Linked DNA regions of Mus musculus: regions 1, 2 and 4 are each linked to region 3. Evidence: chromatin loops called from intact Hi-C (ENCODE). Cell type or tissue: heart. All regions are shown on one strand.

Region 1 (5,000 bases), 74 kb after region 3:
CTGTCTGGCTCCAGGACTCTGCGCCTCAAGCATCTTTCTGATCAGACTGAATCCTTTCTTATCTGAACTTACTGGTCACTTTACCTAAGTCTCTCTGTTTCCTCCTTCAGCCCCGCCCTTCTGAGGTCTGGCCCACTATAGAGAGATGGGACTGCGTTCCAGGGGCTGCCTTATGCACTTTTTCCCCAGCCGGCCCCCCGCCCCGGCCCCCACCCCTGAGGCCGTGGGTCTCCTCTCAGCCTGGCAGCTGGTAGAGAGACGATCTGCATCTCAGCTGTGGCTGCCCACTCATCTGTTTCTCAGGAGACCCACATAGACACCAGATGGCAAGTCTGCAATGTGCTTAGCGGGGTGAGAACAGGTTTTGTTTGGGAAAATATCTCGATCAGCCAGTTGGGCCGAGAAGGGGAAGTGCCAAGGACGCGGTTGAAGAGAGCTGGTTACACACAGGAGGAACTGAGTAGCTGCGTGAAGGACAGCTTGCAAGACAGTGGTGAGAGATCTCAACAACAGGAAAGTCAGAACGGGGGAGATGCAAAACAAGAGAACCCAGCCCAGAGGGTGCCACGATTGGTTTTTACATATATTTATCTATTTTACATGTATGTATGTGTGTGTCCATAGTCTTCTTGTGGAGTGTGGAGGTCAGAGGACAACTTTAGGGAGTCAGTTCTGTCCTACAGAGTGGGTTCTGAGGATGGAACTCAGATTACTGGCTTTGGCAGGAAGTACCATATCACTAACTCACCTCACTGGCCTGGCCCCCCCCCCCCCATCCCCCTCTGTGACTTTTGTTAGTGGGTTGAGTAGGATCTTGCTATGTAGCCAAGACTAGTCTCAAAGTTTCAAACTTTAAGCTTGCAGTCCTCTTGCCACAACTTAAGTTGTTCTCCTGCCCCCAACCACCCCTTCCAGACTGGCTCTCAATTTGTAATCTTGACTATCCTCAAACTTAACTATGTAGCCCTGCCTGGTCTTGAACTCATAGAAGTCCATCTGCCTCACTTTCCCATGTGCTGAGATTAAAGGCATATATTACCATTCCTAGCCTTTTAAATTTATTATATATACTGTAGCTGTCTTCAGACACACCAGAAGAGGGTATCAGATCTCATTACAGATGGTTGTGAGCCACCATGTGGTTTCTGGGAATTGAACTCAGGACCTCTGGAAAAACAATCAGTGCTCTTAACCACGGAAGCATCTCTCCAGCCCGCCACCTGCCATGTATGTGTGTGTATGTGTGTTGCTTTTAACCATTGAGCCATCTCTCTAGCTCCAATTAGCTATGAGTTTTGGATGACTATTTTTGTTGTTGTTTTAACTGTGCAAATATACATAGCAGGCAGGTATCGTGGCAATTACCTTTAATTCCTGAACTCCAGAGTAAAAGACAAGTGGATTAGACAGGTGGACAGCCTATTATAAGTTCAAGGCCAGCCTGAACTACATGGTGAATACCAGGATACCAGGTCATCCAGAGCTGCTACAAAGTGAGACCCTATCTCAAAAACAAACAAACAAACAAACAAACAACCCAGACCCAACAAACAAACAAACAAGCAAACGAGCATTGTTACATACCACACGCCTTTAATCTCAGCACTCCTGAGCCAGAGGCAGGTAGATCTGAGTTCAAGCCCAGCCTGGTCTACAGAGTGAGCTCCAGGACAGCTAGGGCTACACAGAGAAAGAAACTGTCTCGAAAAACCAAATAAATAGGGAATTTGAGTCCCAGCACCCACATGGTGGCTCACAACCACCTGTAACTCTGGTTCCAGCAAATCTGATGCCCTGTTCTGATGTCCCAGGGCACCAAGCACTCATGTGGTACACACACATGCATGGGGATGAAATACTCATACACAAAATAAATAAAACCTCTTTTAAAAAGGAACAACCAAATAAATAAAATAAAATACATATAACATATACTTTACTATTGAAACATTAAATTTTTTTAAATTATCATACAAAGTAATTATGACATTTTCACACATACATACACACACATCCATGCATGCACACATACACAGACACACATCCATTCTGGTTCTTTGCTCTCATTCTTCTCCCTCCTCCAATTTGTCCTCTTCCTCCACACGAACTGTTGCCTTTCTGCTTCCGTGTCCTGTGCACACACAGAATTAAATCTAGGTTTCACATGTGAGAGAAAACGTCCATATTTGTTTCTCGATGTTCGTTATTATCTCTTGCCCCGCCCCGCTTTAGGTCCTGCCTCCCCTCATATATCACCTCTTCTACTGTCATTATATATGTATTCTGCACAGGAGAGAAAACAAGATGTCAGTTTAGGTGTGTTTGTGTGTGTGTTGGGGGCGGGGGAGGGTCAGCTTCCTTACACATCTCAAGTTGGCCTTAAACTCAACTTAAAGGCGAAGCTGACCTTGAACTTCTGAGCCTCCTTCTGGTTCCCAAGTGCTAGGATTGCAGGCTAGAACCATATCTGCTTGGAAGTCTGTTTGTTTGCTTGCTTGTTTTCCTTGTTGTTAACAGTGATCTTTAGTTCCATCCGTTTCCCTGCAGATGACATAATTTCATTCTTCAACGCTGAATGAAAAGCGTGATGACCCCACACTGGGGTTGGTTTGCTTCTGTTGCTTAAGTTTTCAGCCAAAGCTGTGCCTCACCTAAAGAGAGGAAATAACTGAGTTTAGGATGAGCTGGGAGCCAGGGTCGGCCTGGGGAACCTGCAGGTGCTGGGAGGTCAGCTCGGATCCAGTGGCAGGACTCCGGATCACCTCTGCTCATGGGAGAGACTCTTGTTGGATCTTAAAACCCAGCGGGCAGCCACACTACCTGGGCCTTTGTCATAGCGTTTTGTTCTACCAGGCAGAGGAAGGTGAGGCCACCGAGGGGTAGGACTTGGTAGGCTGGGATTTTTGCAAGAACTGATGTGGGGCAGCTCTGGCCTGGGAAGATGAAGGAGCCCGCCCCTCCCTGGGTAGACACTGCCACCTTCTGGCTCTCGGCCCTCAACACTGGTTTTTCTACCGTCCTAAATGCAAAAAATGTAATGAAAATGTAATGAGCTCTCTCACGAGCTCTTGCTCTCTCTCTCTCTCTCTCTCTCTCTCTCTCTCTCTCTCTCTCTCTCTCCCCCCCCCCTCTTCTTTCTTCAAAACAGGATTTCTCTAAGTATTCCTGGCTGCCCTGGGACTCACTCCATAGACAAAACTGGCCTCAAATTCAGAGAACTACTGCATCTGGCTCCCTTACTTTCTGATAACTATTGTCCTGGAAAGTTTTGGCGTTTTTTTTTTTTTTTTTTCTCCCCAAGATTTATTTTCAGTGTGTGTGTGTGTGTGCGCGAGTGCATGCACATGCATGTTGTGTCTATACACTTAAGTGTAGTTGGCCTCATAGGTCAGAAGAGGACATTTGCTCCATAGGAGCTGGGGTTACACTGGCTTGGCTTGGCTTGGCATGGGTGCTGGGAACCAGGCTTTTCTCCTTTGGAAGAGCAGAGGTGCTCTTAACTGCTAGGCCCCTGGTGTTTTTGTCTGTGTGCTGCTTTTTGGTTTGGTTTGGTTTGGTTTTGAGTCAGGGTCTCACCAAGGAACTCAGGTTGGGCTGGAACTTGGCCTTGAATTCACAGAGATCTGCCTGCTTCCTCCTCCTGAGTCCTGGGATTAAAGGTGTGTGCTACCGTGTCCGGCTTATTGATCTCCATTTTTATTTTTTTGTTTGTTACAGACAGAATCTCACTCTCACCAGGAACTCACTATGTAACTGGGACTGGCCAGGAAGTCATGGCAATCCTCCTGTTTGTGTCTCTCAAGTGCAGGCATTAGAGGCATGTTGTTGTACCCTTTAAACACACACAAACTTCTTGTCCACTACAGCTCAATACAGCTGAAAATCAAAACACTCCGATCATTTGACAGTTCCTCACTGGTAGCTTTCCACAACTGTCACTGTTGCTGAGATCCACATAGCTTGGTTTACTTTCCCCTTGCCTGTGTCGGGGCCCCTTGTGGCCCCACTGTGATAGTTACAGGGTGAAGGCCCCTGGAGGCCACAACACAATTGCTGGCTGCCCCATCACCCTTGAGGATTTGTGCTGGGAATTTCCAGCCCACCCTCCTGCTGTTCCTGTTTTTAGGAGGTCCATGGGTTAGCTGTCACTCAGTCTTTGGGTGCTCTCTTTCTCTTCTATAGTTCATTTGCTCCCCCACCCTACCCCCCGGTTTTCCAAGACAGGGTTTCTCTGTGTAGCCCTGCCTGTCTGGGAACTCACTCTGTAGACCAGGCTGGCCTCGAACTCACAGAAATCAGCCTCTGTCTCTGGGTGCTGGAATCCCTGTGCTTCCACCACTGCCTGGCTGACCTCACCATCGTCCTCCAGCAGTGGGCAGACCTTTGCTGCAGCTTAGTCCCCTAACAATCTCTCTGGCCTGGCCTCCTGCTTTGTTTTGCTTCCTTTAACGCTGACCTGATAGCACCTTGGCCACCATCCTCCAGCAGGCACCAGGGGGACACCCAGCTTCCCTTCCTAGTCCCTAGAGTCAAACTGAGCTACATGCTGTCTTGTGTACAAACAGCGAGCCCCAGCTGGGAACCAAGGGGAACATAAATGAGATGTGCTGTGATTTCTATCAAAGTGTTAAATGAGGCAAAGAACACTCCAGGTTAAAAGGTTAAACAGAGGTTTCAGCATCAGCAGCAGTCAATCAAGAGTGAGCTGATTGGACTGGTCATCGCTGAGGCTGTAATTAGGGACACATAGAGATCTTTTCTTTTCTTTTTTTTTTTTTTTTTTTGGTTTTCAAGACAGGGTTTCTCTGTATAGCCCTGGCTGTCCTGGAACTCACTTTGTAGACCAGGCTGGCCTCGAACTCAGAAATCCGCCTGCCTCTGCCTCCCGAGTGCTGGGATTAAAGGTGTGCGCCACCATTAGAGTGTGCACTTCTACTGGGGGACACACTCTCCTGATGACCAGGCGGAAAGGCCTAATCTGGTAAGATTTTCCCCAGCAG
Region 2 (5,000 bases), 59 kb after region 3:
AACAAAAACCTTCAACTGATTCTGACTTCTGAAAACTACTATGTGGATCAAATGTGTGGTCTGGGCCTGCGGCTCACTGGCTTGTGGCTTACTGGCTGGGCCCATGCCTAACTGCAAGGTAATGGTCTCTATGCTCAATGCTTGGCTTGATACAAGGAAAGGCTTAGCTCACACATATCCATCTGGTCCTCCTTACCATTCCCATAGGAGCACTGTGACTTTGGGCACAATGCCAAGCAAACCTGGGCCTCAGTTTCCCCATCGGGCATATAAATATAGTACTATGATCTGCCAAGACTGGTTGAAATACTGATGCCACAACGATGAGGCCATCTGAGAAAGTGACATTTACAGTTTTACATCTGCGATCTCAAAATTGTCCTTTCTGCTTTCTATCAAAATAAACAAAGGAACACCAATAGAAAAGACAGTCTTAGTAATTGCTCATTTAAGACAAAAAAAAAAAAAAAAAAAAACAAGACAAAAGACAACCAGTGTTATACTACTGGGTTTGAAGGATTTTCTCAGAAGAAAAAGCAGAAGTGACAGCTCAAGTCGTCCCCTGACTGCTAGGATTCTCTCTAGCTCCACACCCTAGGACAAGGCCCACAACTCTGTGGCAATAGCTCAAGGTGACAGGTGACTTGCTGGTTCATGGGGAGTCTGGAAAACCCACCAAGTAATTCTGCCCCCCCAAAAGCAAATAAAGACTCTTTTCCTATAAAAATTAGCCGAAGTTTATCACTAGTAAGGGTACCTCAGGTCCATCCAATAATGGGGACAAGGGGCTGATGATGTCACTCAGTTTGTAGAGTGCTTACCTAACATACCCATACAGTGTGTGGCACATTCCTGAAATCCCAACACTTAGGAGGTAGATTCCAGAGGTTTGGAAGTTCAAGGTCATCATTGACTCTCTAGTGAGTGTAGGCCTGTCTGAGGTACATAAAACACTATCTCCACTCCAACCCTCCACTCCCCAGAATGAACAAACATCATCCCAGCACCAGGGTGTGACCCCAGCTCTTCCCGGAGAGCTCGTCCATCCCGTCTACACAGTCTAGAGGTCCGCTTCTCTCTGGCTATCCAAGCGGGGGCTGCCACTACCTTTGGGCACAGTGTCTGGTTCACAAGAGAAGTGAGTGACCTTCACCAGCCTGGGTTTTAAATTTGGAACTAGAGGGGGAAATTCTTCCTGGGTTGTTAGGCTGGAAGGATTCAGATCCAGAGAAGTAGACAGTCATTCTGTAGGGTAAGAAGTGTTGTTTGCAGAAGCGGGTGGTGCTGGGACATCAGAGAGAGAAAGAAAGCCTTCTTCCAAGGAGAGTGTCCTTATATCCTTCCAAGTTTTGCAGTGAGTGAGGCAACTGAAGTCCTTGCTGTTGCTCCCAACACCAGAGCCCTGCTTATCCACACCGGCTCAGGAGGTAATAGACAACAGTTTAGAAGGCGAGGTGTCATGGGCAGGACTGGATGGCTTGCCAAGTGAAAGTTTTGGGCAGTCTGGGCTGTGAAGTCAGGCAGACACGGTCGCCTTGTTCATCCAGTCCAGTATCTCCTGAGCTCAGGCTAGGTGTGGATTAGTCCCGAGAATTTGGCCAGAATGGACGAGAGACACAAAGTTTCTCTTTCACTTCCTAGGATGGGTGAGGCTTGATTGAGGGAGGCCCTGAAGGATGGTCCAAGCTGACTAGGCAGAGAGAGCAACAAGGGGAATATTCCACCAAGGGAAAAGTCTAAAATAAAGATAAGGAGGCAGAACTATAGGCCCAGTGCTTGGGAGGCTGAGGCAGGAGGATCACAAGTTCAAGGCCAGTCTAGACAACATAGAGGTTCTCGAAAGGAAGAAAGAAAGAAAGAAAGAAAGAAAGAAAGAAAGAAAGAAAGAAAGAAAGAAAGGAAGGAAGGAAGGAAGGAAGGAAGGAAGGAAGGAAGGAAGGAAGGAAGGAAGGAAGAGAAAGGTACAAGGACAGGAGACATAGCTTAGTGGTGGAATGCTGGCTCTGAATGAGTGACAGGCTCCTGTCCTTGGGGAAATGATAGAGCCAGAAGACTATAGTGTCTAGGACCACAGCAACACCTCCCAGCTGCACTGTGTAGACACTCAGTAAGTGTTTCTTGTGTGTATGAATAGATGAAAAAAGGAAGGAAGAGAGGGAGGGAGGGAGGGAGGGAGGGAGAAGGAAGGAAGGAAGGAAGGAAGGAAGGAAGGAAGGAAGGAAGGAAGGAAGGAAGGAAAATCTGTTACTTGGTTAAAAGCTGGTCATTGAAGTGGGCAGAAGAGCAACCTTCAAAGAGACGAAGGCCAAGGGGGGTGAGACAGATGCCAGACCACAGACATTCATGCTAAAAATGTAGACTTTGCCTAAATCCCACTGCCCGTTTCTAGCTCTGGCAGGCCTGAGGGCTGCCGCTGTCCCTGCCCGTGCAGCCCCAACTCTGTTGTGGTTGTCACACCCACTCCTGGCCCTCACCAGCCGGCTCCACCCAGCACTTTAACCCACATGGCAGTCTTCACCAGGTCATGCCCCAGACGCCGCCCGCCCTGCTGGCTTCTGGGCAAAGTTGCCAGCACAGCACACCCGCCTGATCTGTAATTTAAACATGACCTCCACCCCGCGGCCTCTGCACCCCAGGCGCACATTCAGCTGCTGGAATTTCTGAAGGAGGGTTTGGGGTCCATGGAACCCTTGGCCCTTGGTTTCCAGAGTTTCTCTGCTAGTCAGTATGCTGGACCTAAGTCACACCCCCCATAGTGGGTTCTTAGCCAAGGACTAGGGAGAACACGCCCCCCTGTGGCCAAGAGCTACCCAGCAACTTCCCGTCCACAGAGATTTTTGAACCTTTGTTCTTCTTTGTTTTAAAAACAAAATAAAAGGGTCAGTAGGATGGCTCAATGAGGACAGAAACTTGGCACCAGGCCTGATGACCTGACTTTCATCCACGGGACCCACACTTGGAAGGAGAGAATCAACTCCCGGAAGTTATCCTTTGACCTCCGCACAGGCTCGCCCTGAGTAAATAAACAAACAAATGTAATCAAAACAACAACAACAAACCCATAAGCTATTTAAACCACACAAAACGAAGACTTGGAGGGTACAGCTCAGTTGTAGAGTATATGGGGCTCAAACCAGGAAAACAAAGGCCTCGTTGGCCTCTTGAGGAATTTCATAGTAATGACTTGGAAGGTTGGGCTGGAGAGATGGCTCAGCAGTAAAGAGCACTGGCTGTTCTTCCAGAGGGCCCAGGTTCCATTCCCAGCACCCACCCACATGACAGCTCACAACTGTCTGTAACTTCAGTTCCAGGGGATCCAACACCTTCATACATACATGCAGGCAAAACACCAATGCTCATAAAATAATAATTAAAAAAATCATTAAAAAAAGGAAAAAGACCTGGAAGCTACTGTAAGTTTTCCAAAGCCAGATTTACCCCTTTCCTCCCCTCCCTTCCCCCTCTTTCCCTTTCTCTTCAAGCCCCCACCCTGAGTTGATCTTTTTAAGACAGGGACTCTACGTAGCTCTGACTATCTTGAAACTTTAGGCTATGTAGACCAAGCTGGCCTCAAACTCACAGATATGGACCAGCCTCTACCTCCTGGGTGCTGGGATTAAAGGCATGTACCACCATGCCCACACAGCTAGTTACAGCCCTTCCAAAATGCTTGACTTGGATGCTGGGACTTGAGCTCAGTCCTCTGGAGGAGCAGTATTTGCTCTGAACTATTGAGCCATCTCATCTCTCCCATCCCTAATCCTTTCATGATTTACCAGAAAAGGTGGGATATTTGAAACCCTTCAAATGGCCAGCTCTATTGGAAAATGTTCCACAAAGTTACAACTTTCTACTCTTCTGATTCCAAGAGTCTTGTCAGCTCAAACAGAGAGGACTATGGGACCGCTCAATGGGTAAAGATGCATACGTGTGTGTGTGTGTGTGTGTGTGTGTGTGTGTGTTGAGTGCACACACACACATACACTAAATAAAATGTAATAAAAAGGGAAAATTGATTCCTCTGCTATCAAATGAAAGGCCAAGAGTTTCTCGACCCACATTCCTCAGCATTGAAAGCCTAGCTTTTCACCTATGTAATATTTGTTTGCACTGGGGCAAACCTATGTTTGTGATGTTAAATTATTTACAAGCATTTTTGTCTGGGTTAGGTAATGCCTGCACTTGTGGTGGTAGTTATCGGGGTGGGTGGGGTGAGGGAAGAAGATCCCAAAACCCAGAAGCCAGATCCTGATCCTTTAGACACAACAAACATGGAGGACACACCTGCAGGCCGTTACAACACCACAGCCGTGTCACCAAACAAGTGTGGTCAGAGCAGTCATCTGAGTGGGAGCAAGGCTGATGGCAGGAAACAGGGTTGGAGAGGAGTCTGGAAGAGTACCAGGCCCAGAGACTGGGCAGGGAGGGCTCAACAGATGTCAAGGTGAATGTACATCTCTGGAGATGCAACCCGTGTGTCCCCAGAGCACTGTGGCTCACATGCCATCTCTCAAGGGTCTGCTCAGGGAGACTGCACAGAAGCCTGGAGAGGTGGCTCACCCTACATCCCCAGCACCTGGGAGACAGAAGCAAGAGAATCACAAGATTATACATAGCAAGAGCCTGCTTCAAAACTTAGAAAGTGCTCTCTTCTTCCTCTTCCTCTTCCTCTTCCGCTTCCAATGCCACTTCCGCTTCCACTGCCTCTTCCTTCTCCTTCTCTTCTTCTTCCCCTTTTCTCTCTCCCTCCTCTACTCTACCACTTCCTCTTTTCCCATGGCGATTTCTCTGGCCTCAGAGCCAGTGAGCTCTCCTGCCCAAGAGCAGCTTCCCAATAAACCTGCCTTTAATATAATCTTAAAAAGAAAAAAAGAAGGCAAGCAAACACCACAACATCCTCCCTGCCTTCTTTTGATGATATTGTATTGTTTGTTTACTTACTTACTGTCCCACCTTCTTGCTCCCAACATATGTGCTTGCCACTCAGGGTGAAATGTGAA
Region 3 (5,000 bases):
AGGGGCCCTAAGAGCTTTACACGGCAGAATTTAATTCATGCAACAGCTAGTGATGTTATCACTGCCATTTAACAGCTAAGTTGGAACCTGGAAGTTCAAACTTGAGAATCTGGGCTCTTACACAGTGATGCCGTTGGCTGTTCACTCTAGGTCACTTCTTTGTACACTTTCCTGGGTTTCCAGTTTAAGAGAAAGCCAAGGACTTCTTTTCCAAGTAGCTTATAATTCTTATGTTTATAACCCTGGGCTTGATCCCCAGCAATATATAAACTAAGTGGGATAGCACACCAAAAGTTCAAGGTTAGCCTGAGTGACACAGGATGTTTGAAGGCAGCTGAACTCAAGACCCTAAGAGAGGAATACCTATTTAAAATTTTAAGATAGAATCTGTGGGCTGAGGCAGGTGGATCTCTGAATCTGAGGCCAGCCTGGTCTACAGAGAAAGTTCCAGGACAGCCAGGATTACAAAGAAAAACCCTGTCTTGGAAAAGAAACAAACAAAAAGACAGGACCAAAAGGAAAAAATGAAAAAAAAAAAAAAAGACAGGACCTTGCTAAGTTATCCAGGATGGCCTTAAACTTGAGACCTCCACTCCCCGGCTCCCTGAGTGTCAGGATTTGGAGTATGCGCCTTCACACCTACCTTCAATGTGAGATTTTCTCAATTAAAAGAAGAGAGGACAACCAGGAGTGTTGGTACCCTCCTTTAATCCCAGCACTTGGGAAGCAGAGGCAAACGGATCTTTGTGAGTTTGAGGCCAGCCTGGTCTATAGAGTGAGTCCCATGATGGCCAAAACTATATAGTGAAACTTTGTCTCAAAAACAAAAACAAAAACAAAAGAAGCCAGGCAGTGCTGGTGCACACCTTTACTCCTAGCACTCAGGAGGCAGAGGCGGCAGATCTCTGAGCTTGAGGCCAGCCTGGTCTACAGAGTAAGTTCCAGGACAGCCGGGGCTACACAGAGAAACTCTGTCTTGAAAAACCAAACAAAAACAAAAAACAAAAGAGGACAGCAGTGTAGCATGGAGACGCCAGCTCAGCCCCGGGACACACTGTCCAGAGCCCAGACACTCCAGATTCAAGGCAAGGATGAGAAGGAAGAGGAGCCACAGACTGGTTTTGGGCTGCAACTCCCTGGGGACTGGTTCTGGAAGGTGACAGATGTGGGTGCACCTTGGGTGGATGACCCTGCGCCCTCCCACTCACCTTACAGACTCGGGCAACTCGGGACACGATGGTGTTCTCAAAGAACTCAAACTCCTGGCCCGTCTCGCTGAAGAAGAAGTAGATCTTATCATCATCACCTATGGGGCTGCCCAGGCTCTCGGGGACGTAGGCCGAGGCCACAAAGGCAGGGTCTGCAGAGGCCAGGGGAGGAGACACAGTCAGGCCAGGAACCTCGGGGACAGCATCCCCTCCCAAGGGTTAGGCAACTGCTCAGTGGGCCAAGGCAGAACTCCACCTTGTAGCCAGTTGAGGGAGCTCTCAGTCTTGGTGGGGCGGGAACTCTGGCTCCGGGAAATGGCTGGGTCGTTTCCCTGGAAGCTACTGACTGTTCCAGTGTACAGCTCACCATCTGCCAAGAGAATGTTCCCATGGGAATGGCTCCTTTGGCCCAGTCCCTGTGCCCTGCTCAGGGCCCAGAGTGACCGCAGCGCCATCCATCCTGCCTAGACGGAAGCAGGGACTTGGAAGAGGGCAGCCCAGGGTCACTCGATACCCTCTGGGAACCAGCACAGCATGGGGACACCACCTTACCTCTGGGACCCACACTGCCCAGAGCCCAGACACACCCCAGATTCGGTCCTCCTGCCCTGGGTATCTTCCACGGAGCACAAAAGCACCCAGCCTGTGACACCACTTACCAACCACCAGAGCCGTGGACTTGAAGTTGGGGTCAAAGGGACAACGACCCTTGCCATCCTCCAGAATGACATTGCCGGCCTCATCTTGGGCTAAAGTAAAGCTCGCTATGTGCTGTGGAGGAGTAGACAAGTAGCTCAGGACCAAGACACGGAACAAGGAAGTGCACAGGTTCTAAAGTACGTCTCCTTACCCCAGGGTCTACGCGAAGGAGTGTGTGCAGTGGGCACTATTCCCCAGCGAACAGGGAAGAGATGTAGCGTGGAAAATAGTCCTGGAGCCAGGGAGAGCAATGCAATGCAAACCCAGAAATTTCTGACTCCAAGCCCCGTGTTCCGCAACAGCATTAATGCCACCCTCTGCTAGAGCATGTTAGGGGATGGGGTAGGAACACAGGGCGGGCATACGCTGAAGGGTGCACAAGATGACCTGGGGCACCAAGCACAGCAAGGGAAAGAAACCAGTGGGCAGCAAATTGGAAGTCAGTCAGGCTCTCTAGGCAAGGTGGCTGCATGCACCCCTCCCTGCCCCGGCAGGGAGACCTAGTAGGACCTGGGAAGCAGCCAGGATGATGGGCTCACGGGTCTCAAGGGCCTACTGCTACCTAGAAGCCTGCCCCCAGGGTCCTCCTTCACCAGGAATCAGGGCTAGGGAAGAGTTCCTCTGGCAGAAAGGCTGTGCCCCAGGCAGCCAAGCCCCAGGGTAGAGGAGGGAACTTACAATGTAAGCACACAGGGGGCTGAAGGCGGCCGTGCCACAGGTGAGCAGGTGGCTGCTGTTGAGTGGCAGGAGGATCTTGATGTAGTTTTGACAGTCACGCTGTGGGGAAGGAGAGTATGTCAGGTCCACATATGCCACTAGGGGGCAGGGCTGAGGCCTCCTCCCCAGACCTAAGGCAGAACAAAAGAAACCTGGAGCTCTGGGCCGGGAGCTGGCTGGCAGAGCTTAAGCAGGGTCTGCACTGGGGCTCAGTTAGCTTCCAGATTGGCTAATACTCCTTCTCTGAGGTGAAAGGCACCCTAGAGGGGGTAATCCCACCTTTCAGAGTGTCTTAATCCTCTTGAGAGTCTTCTCTAACCCAGGGGGGAGACAGGCGGTAAAGCAGGAGGAATTGCTCAGCCCTGAACTCCTGGCACAAACTCCACCTCTACAAGGTGTCTGATAGGAACTGCCAAATTGGTGCCACCAACACCCCAAGACCCACTGAAGTTTTTCCATCTTTCCAGTGGCAGGCCGTGGCCTGGCTGTCTCTCAAATGCCACACCTTCCTGGATGCTAAACCTTCAATGAACAAAAACCCAGAATCTGATCATTTCTCACCCCTTTTTGGATGGTGCCCTGACTAAGGCACTGTCACTGCCTGAGCCACAATGGTCTCCCTTGTGTTCAATTCCAGAGAGGACACTTATCATCAACACAACGGGGCCCATTTGTTTATTTTTATTTATGACAGTCTCACCACACAGCCCAGGCTCACCTGGAATGAATAATCCTCTGCCTTACAAGTACTAGAATTACAAGGAGACACAAGCATGCCTGGCTCAAGGACAGCCTTTTAGAACACAGGCAAGACAGGCCTGGTGGCACGTCTCTATTTCCAGCTACTCGGGGGGGGGCTGAATGAAGAGGATCCCAAGTTCCAGTCCAGTCTGGGTGAAAAGGCCAGTCTAGGTGACAGAGAGAACCTGCCTCAGAAGCAGAGGGTCAGGGATGTGGCTCAGTGGTTTAGCACTTGTCTAACTCGTGAGACCCTGGGATTAATCGGAAGTTCCACAAAACAGTACAAAACCACACGGCCATGCCGCTTCTCTGCTAAGCTTTCTACTGGTTTCCAAAACGATTCATTCACTCAGAGTGAAACCCAAAGTCCTGCTTAGTGTCTGGGTATGTCACGGTCCAGTTCCTTACCTTCCTCTAAATAGTCTTTGCACTATATAAATGTCTGTCTGTCTGTCTTTTTTGGTCTTTTAAAGACAGTGTTTTTCTGTGTAGTTTTTGCTGTCCTGGAATTCACTCCGTACACCAGGCTGGCCTTGAACTCACAGAGAACCTGCCTCTGCCTCTAGAGCACTGAGATTAAAGGTGTGTGGCACCACCACCCAGCTGCTTTCATTCTTGTTTATTTTATGTGTATGAGTGTTTTGCCTGCATTGATGTGTGCACCTCTTTTGTGCCAGGTGCCCATGGAGGCCAGAGAGGGTATCGGGTCCCTGGGGACTGGAGCTACAGAAGGTCATGATCTGCCATGTGGGTACTGGGAAACAGGCTGATCCTCTAGAAGAGCAGCCCATATTCATACCTGCTGAACCATCTCTCCAGCCCTGGTATTGTCTGTCTGTCTGTCTGTCTGTCTTTCTTTCTTTCTCTTTTTTTTTTTCATGACCACCTTATAAACTGATTTTTCATTGGTTTTTCTTTCATTTTTTAGCTTTTTGAAATGATGTCATGGAGTCCAGTCCATCAATCTTCTATGTAGTCCAGGGTGGCCCCGAACTCCTAACCCTCCTGCCCACGTTCTGGGATTACAGCATGGTTTTACTTTTTCATAATGTCTCTAGTAGCTAACAGCAAGGACCAAGTGCTGAAGAGGGGCTGAGGCGCGTCTCACGGCCAGAGCACTTGTCTAGCTTGCCAGAGGCACCGTGTTCACCCCACACTGCCAACAAGTACTTGCTGACTGTTCCAGATTAAAGCGTGTATGGATGGGGAGGCCTCTGAGAATGGCAGCAAGTCCTACAAGAGAACTCTGGACTGGGCTGGATACCATCTAATGTCTTGGCTGAAATCAAACTAGAATCTGCCAGACTTATCTGTCCACTAGAGACCCTTTACAGACACTGTCACCACCTCACCAGGTTCATGTTGGTGCTAACGCTAATGGGACAGGAGCCCTGGATGCACTGGTTTATCCAGGGATATAGGCATACTATTCCCATCTTACAGGTGAGAAAACCAAGGGGTGACCAGATGAATCTATTTATCCAGGATCACATAGAGGACAGGGCTGGGGCTGGGGCTGGGGCTGGGGCTGAAGCCCAGTGCTGGCGATGTCCAGACTGTGTCCTTCCCATAACAGCCATATCTGCTCAGTGTTCTGCCCAGATCCCTCAGTCTCACCTTTGGGTCCTTGCCCTT
Region 4 (5,000 bases), 420 kb after region 3:
AACCAGATTCTTACCCAGTAGCTTTGATTTAGAGGCTATTTAGTACACTAGGGTCAGGGCTAAGGGACAAGTGGCCTGCTCTTGAGTCGGGAGTGGGGGGAGGAGGACGGAGAGGTCAGCTGACCTGGTGTGCAAGGTGCCCCAGGAAATCAGAGAAGGCAATTAGGGCAAGGCTCTGTGTTAAGGGAGGGTCTGAAATTGTGGATTTCCTACATATAGAGGGAGGGGTTGCTGACAAAAGGAAAAGCATGAGACAGACCCAGGAGTCTGGGGCTGGCTGGGTAGGGCAAGGGATAGTGGAACCCCAGGATGGGGTGCGGAGAGGTGGGAGATGATGTGCTCAAGCTGGGTAGGGAGTTTGCTCTCAGGCAGGCAGTGGGATGCGGCTGGAAGGGAAAGAGGGCACTGTGCTCACACTGGGCACCGACTGGAGCCAGGCCAGGGCAAGGCCCAGCAGGCCTGGGTCAGAACCAGTGCATATGTGTTGAAGGTGTGAAAGGGTGCTGTTGGCTGGGGAGGGGCTGGGGTCACAGGCATCGCAGGAGCCGGTCCATAGCTGGGGCTTGGAGCCCACTCTCTGCTTCCCTCTGACCAGAAGGCTAAGCTGGACAGGGCAACAAGGCCTAGTGGAGGCAACTCCTAATCCCGGGCCAGCACAGTCCAGGTTTCAGTCTCACCTGCAGCATCTGTGAAGTGGGAGGTGGAGCCTGCACTGGGCATCTGCCAGTGCTGCAGGGGAGAGGGAAGGACGGTGCGGAAGGGGAGGTGTCCATCCAGCAGACGGCAGGGACCGCAGGGACGGCAGGGACCGCTCTTTTCTTCTCTCACCTCTCTTCTCTTCTCCATCCTCTTTCTTTTGCTAAACTCACACATAGATAGATAGACAGAAAAGTAAGAAAACACGGAGAGAAGCGCTGTGGCCACACCTCTGCATCCCACCAAATGCAGCTCCACCTCTTCTGGCCAGCTGTGCCGCGCCTGGGCACACAGAGGCACCCAGACTCCGCACCCTTCCTCAGGTGCTTTCTGTTGGTTGGCCAGTTGGTCTACAACAGCATCTTGTGCAGCCTTCACGGGGCCTTGTGCCTCCCCGCTCCATTTGAAGTCTCAACTGCTGGGAGTACAGGTGCGTGCCACCATGTCTGGCTGGGTTTTGTTTGTTTTGTGTTTTTAACATAAGGTCTCATGTGGCGAAGGCTGGCCTCAAACTTTCTATGTACCTGAGGATGGCCTTGAACACCTGATTCTTCTGCTTATATTTTCCTCACTCATTAAACAACAACAACAACAACAACAATCAATTGTACATGTAAAAAAAATTAAAAGAAGAAAAGAAAGCTTACATTTTTTCCCTCAGTAATATACAGACAGAGTCTCTTTGTGAAAACTGTAAACATTACAATTAAGAAATGTGAACCCAGACCTGCCTCCCCTAGCATATTATTATCTGCAGCTAGGTACTACATGGTAACAGTACAGCAAACAGTGTGTCCATGGTTTATGCCACTGTATTCTGCATAGTGACCAAACTGCCTGTATCAAGTTTGGAGACCGTATCCTTACAGTTGAAGGACATATGACTGCACCCAGTGAGCCTCGAGGAGTCTGCGTGTTTATACACAAACACACTGTAAACACACAACTTCACAGGCTGCTCTCCGTGCAGAGCTAGCTGCCCTACAGGTTTGGAGTGTCTTGGCTTTGCCAGGATCCACACTCTTACACTGAATGGGTTTTTCCTCATCTGAGTTTGTCACTCAGCATGTCCACACCTGTACCTTTACCTGTCATGACAGGTTCCCATTCAGAATGGCTGGGCAAGGTGCATGGGAGACCGTTGAGAAACCTCAGGCCAGCCCAGTCAAGCTCCAGAGATGGGTGGCTGAGGAGAGTCCCAGCCCCTGGCCACCCTGTGTCCTGGCAGGGACTGAGGTAGGACAGAATCTCAGGGCTGGAGGAAGCTCCTGGGTCAGGCCCAGGGCTGGCTCTGGGCTTGCCTTGGAGAAGAGCCTTGGGAGCAGAGGGTCGGCTGCACCAGATCCTTCTTTCTAAACACAAAGTGCTGACCCCTTGAGGCCCTTCCCTCGATCATGTGGCTAGTCTACGCTGCAGCCCCCTCCCCTCTTTGTTCTCTCTCTAGCTCTTTCCTGGGATTGTCAGGTGCCCGTGGCCTTGGACCTAGCCGAGGGCCTCGGCCACCCCTGGAACGTGGTGTGGAATCCCCACTCCTGCTCCTGTCTGTAGAATACTTCCCTGCGGGAGGGTGAGGTGTGGAGGAGGAGCCACAGCTCCCCAAACCTTCCTCTTGTCTGTGTAATTCCCTGTCCCAGCTTCCTTCAAACAGCGGATGCTGGGGATCCTGTGAGCCCCACAGTCTCACGCCTCACGTTGGTAGTTGAACTGGGTCTACAGATCCTCCCAGATTGGATGGCACAAAGAATCTTAAACAGCCTGTGAGTAGAATTTCAGCGTTGGGGCTGACCTTTCACTCTGTCTGTCTGTCTGTCTTGTTTGTCTGGAGACAGGCCCAGGCTATTCTCAAACCAACACAGTTGAGCATGATCTTGATCTCCCTGCCTCTACCTCTCAAGCGTGGTACTACAGGCACGCACCACCAAGACCAACTGGTTCTTTGCTTTGTCTGGACCTAGGGCTGTGTGTGCTCCTGAGTTCCCTTCTCATTTCTCGGGGACCCTATCTTGCTCTGCTGTCTGCATATAAGAACCATTTTCCTGCTGGGCTGATGAGCAGACAGGTTCACCCGGGCCAACCCATAGACACTGGCATCCCCTCGTGATCCCAGCACCTTAAAGCATAACCTCAGATACATTTCCATCCCTAGAGGGGAAAACCTAGAGATTGGAGGAAGGTTGGCCTAGCTCAGGCTTAAAGCTTCCATGATGTTCCATGTCTGGAATCCCAGCACCCAGGAGGCTGAAACAGGAGGGATTTCACCAGAATTTCAGGCCGGTTTGGGTTGTATAGTTTGAGGTCATTCTGGCCTCCTAGGGAGATGGAGACCTCAAAAAACTAAATAGCTTTCAAGTGACTGTGCATCGCCCTCTGCTGGCAGCATCTGGGAATGTACGAACACCAGAAATTCCAGACGCGGGCAGAGATCTCCACAGGCAGAGTGCCTGAGCCATCGTTTCCTGCATTCATATGTGTTTACGTCTTTGCTTTGTGCTAGCTATCTCAAGCTTCTTAATCCTTTTATATCTCAATTTCTCCTGCTTTCACTCGAAGGATCTGAGGTTTCACTCACAGCCACCTTCCCCCAATTACCTAAATGAAGCCATGTGTCATAAATATGACACCCCTAAAGAGAGAGGTGATACCTATCCCCTCTGTATTATCAACCAGCATCAGACCCACGGGGCTTCTGGCATTTCCTCTGGAGCCTTTCCGGGGGTGGGGAGGAGTGATCTGCCAAATCTCTCTCCTCTTTTCCCACCCCCTCCCTCCTCATCACCCCTCTGCTGCCTGTGGCTGCCACTGGCTGAGCATCCAACTGGCCCAGGACCAGATAATCAGATTATCCTGAGTCCAGAATAATCTATTCCATATGGTGTGCCAGCTCGGTGGCTCCAAGAGCGAGAGGTGTGAGGAGGGCCAGTGGGGGTCTGGGTGGGAGGCTCCCCTGGGAGCCCCAGGAACCTCAGAGAGCCTTACTGGGCAGACGTGTAGGAAGGTTGGTGGGGAAGAGGAACAGGAAGGGAGAAACTGGGTCCTCTGTTGCTGGGCCTTTTAAGGTGATGTGCCTTGCATCGTCTGTGATTTAAAGGGGTGAAGGACCAAGGGGAGGGGAGGGGGTGGCCTCTCTTCTGTGCCCTTTCTGTCTCTGAATTGTGGGGAGGTACTTTAATAATTTTGAAATTTTAAAAACATTTATCCTTATTGTATATATAGGGTGTACACGCACACCCACACACGTAGGCTCACACTTGCAGGTATGTGAAGGGCCGTCTGTCAAGGACACCTTATGGGCCCTTGGATTAAGGATCAAACTCTAGCTGCCTGTCTTGGAAGCAACCGGCTTTATCCAGAGAGCTATCTCATGAGCCCAGAGTGTCATATCCGGATTCTCTGGCTCCATCTTGCAGAACTTCTGGCCACTGTGGTCCTGGCTAGGGCCTAGAAACCTCTTTCTTTCGCTGTCTTTTTCAAGGCTCTGGTATGTGAAGTAAGGCCTGCCCAGGCTGTGCCCCAAGACAGAGATTAAGAGACACCTTCTCTGGACTCTTCTAGCTGAGACATGGGAAAACCTCTCAAGGCTCCATGTTTTCACCTGTGTCCCCTCATCCCAGGATGCTGTGAGCAGGAGACCTGCCAAGGCCCGCACAATGAGACTGAAAGAACATGTGTGCGACCAGCTGAGCCCCTCTCCCCTCCATGGTGGAGGGGCTGCCTATCTTACTGGCACCCACAGTGTGGAGCAAGACGAGGACATTAACCCACATTGGCCACACTCTACCTGGGAGGCTTAGGCTTGCCCAGGAGTGATGGTGCTGAGATAGCCCACGAGTCTGACACTGTAATTAACTAGTGGGATCTGCTGAGGCTAAGCAGGCTAGTGGTGGAATCGGAGTAGCTTCCTTCTTCTTCTGGGGCCTCTGGGGCTCAGGGATTAGGGACTGTGCATAGCACCTTTGATTAGCAAGGCTGTGTCAGAAGGCCTGGCAGGGGAAATGAGGGCACTGGGGCTGCAGAGTGGGTGGGAGTATGGTGCCCAGCTCCAGCATGAAGGCTGAGGTTGGACCCTGAGCCTGAAAGGGGGCCTCCCTGTCCTGTCTGCCCCCTGCCTGGCTGAGGCTTGACCTCTCACCTCTGTTCTGATGGGGTGGCTGCAAGGCTTCACTTCCCAGCCTTACACATTGGCAACCAGGGGAGGCTCGGGCCAGGGGAGCAGAAGCCGCTGGCTCTGGCACTTGTCAAAACACAGGCCCCAAAAGTGTGAAGGCCTTGGCCCAGCGGGGAGGCTGTGTGGGCCTTGCAGCCTG

Evidence for each region. Peaks named below come from ENCODE experiments on the same cell type or tissue, not always from the same donor. Only the 100,000 strongest peaks of a DNase experiment are listed, where the experiment ranks them.
Region 1: it touches region 3 in a loop (5-fold over the local background); 25 of 42 quality-filtered maps call a loop at or near these places.
Region 2: it touches region 3 in a loop (7-fold over the local background); 30 of 42 quality-filtered maps call a loop at or near these places.
Region 4: it touches region 3 in a loop (2.2-fold over the local background); 2 of 42 quality-filtered maps call a loop at or near these places.

What each region holds. Positions count from the first base shown.
Region 1 is chr7:80,138,947-80,143,946 of GRCm38, reverse strand. No RefSeq gene overlaps it. Among named protein-coding and RNA genes, the nearest start is that of Gm45202, 14 kb to the left of the region's middle. In heart, CTCF peaks have their summits at 2,978 (motif pointing left) and 4,390; DNase peaks (open chromatin) are centred at 406 and 2,856; H3K27ac peaks cover 780 bases.
Region 2 is chr7:80,154,604-80,159,603 of GRCm38, reverse strand. It overlaps Gm45202 (a long non-coding RNA gene), which reads right to left and starts at 4,637. Exons shown (of 2, transcript XR_003946652.1): 1 at 4,285-4,637; 2 at 2,833-3,013. In heart, a CTCF peak has its summit at 2,799 (motif pointing left); a DNase peak (open chromatin) is centred at 2,513; H3K27ac peaks cover 421 bases.
Region 3 is chr7:80,213,308-80,218,307 of GRCm38, reverse strand. Sema4b (sema domain, immunoglobulin domain (Ig), transmembrane domain (TM) and short cytoplasmic domain, (semaphorin) 4B) reads right to left here. Exons shown (of 14, transcript NM_001360135.2): 3 at 4,983-5,000; 4 at 2,586-2,684; 5 at 1,868-1,979; 6 at 1,465-1,578; 7 at 1,209-1,360. Among named protein-coding and RNA genes, the nearest start is that of Cib1, 17 kb to the left of the region's middle. In heart, CTCF peaks have their summits at 1,478 (motif pointing right) and 2,719 (motif pointing right); DNase peaks (open chromatin) are centred at 1,557 and 2,617; H3K27ac peaks cover 456 bases.
Region 4 is chr7:79,797,320-79,802,319 of GRCm38, reverse strand. No RefSeq gene overlaps it. Among named protein-coding and RNA genes, the nearest start is that of Mesp1, 6.2 kb to the right of the region's middle. In heart, a CTCF peak has its summit at 3,068 (motif pointing left); a DNase peak (open chromatin) is centred at 3,059; H3K27ac peaks cover 298 bases; H3K27me3 peaks cover 2,377 bases.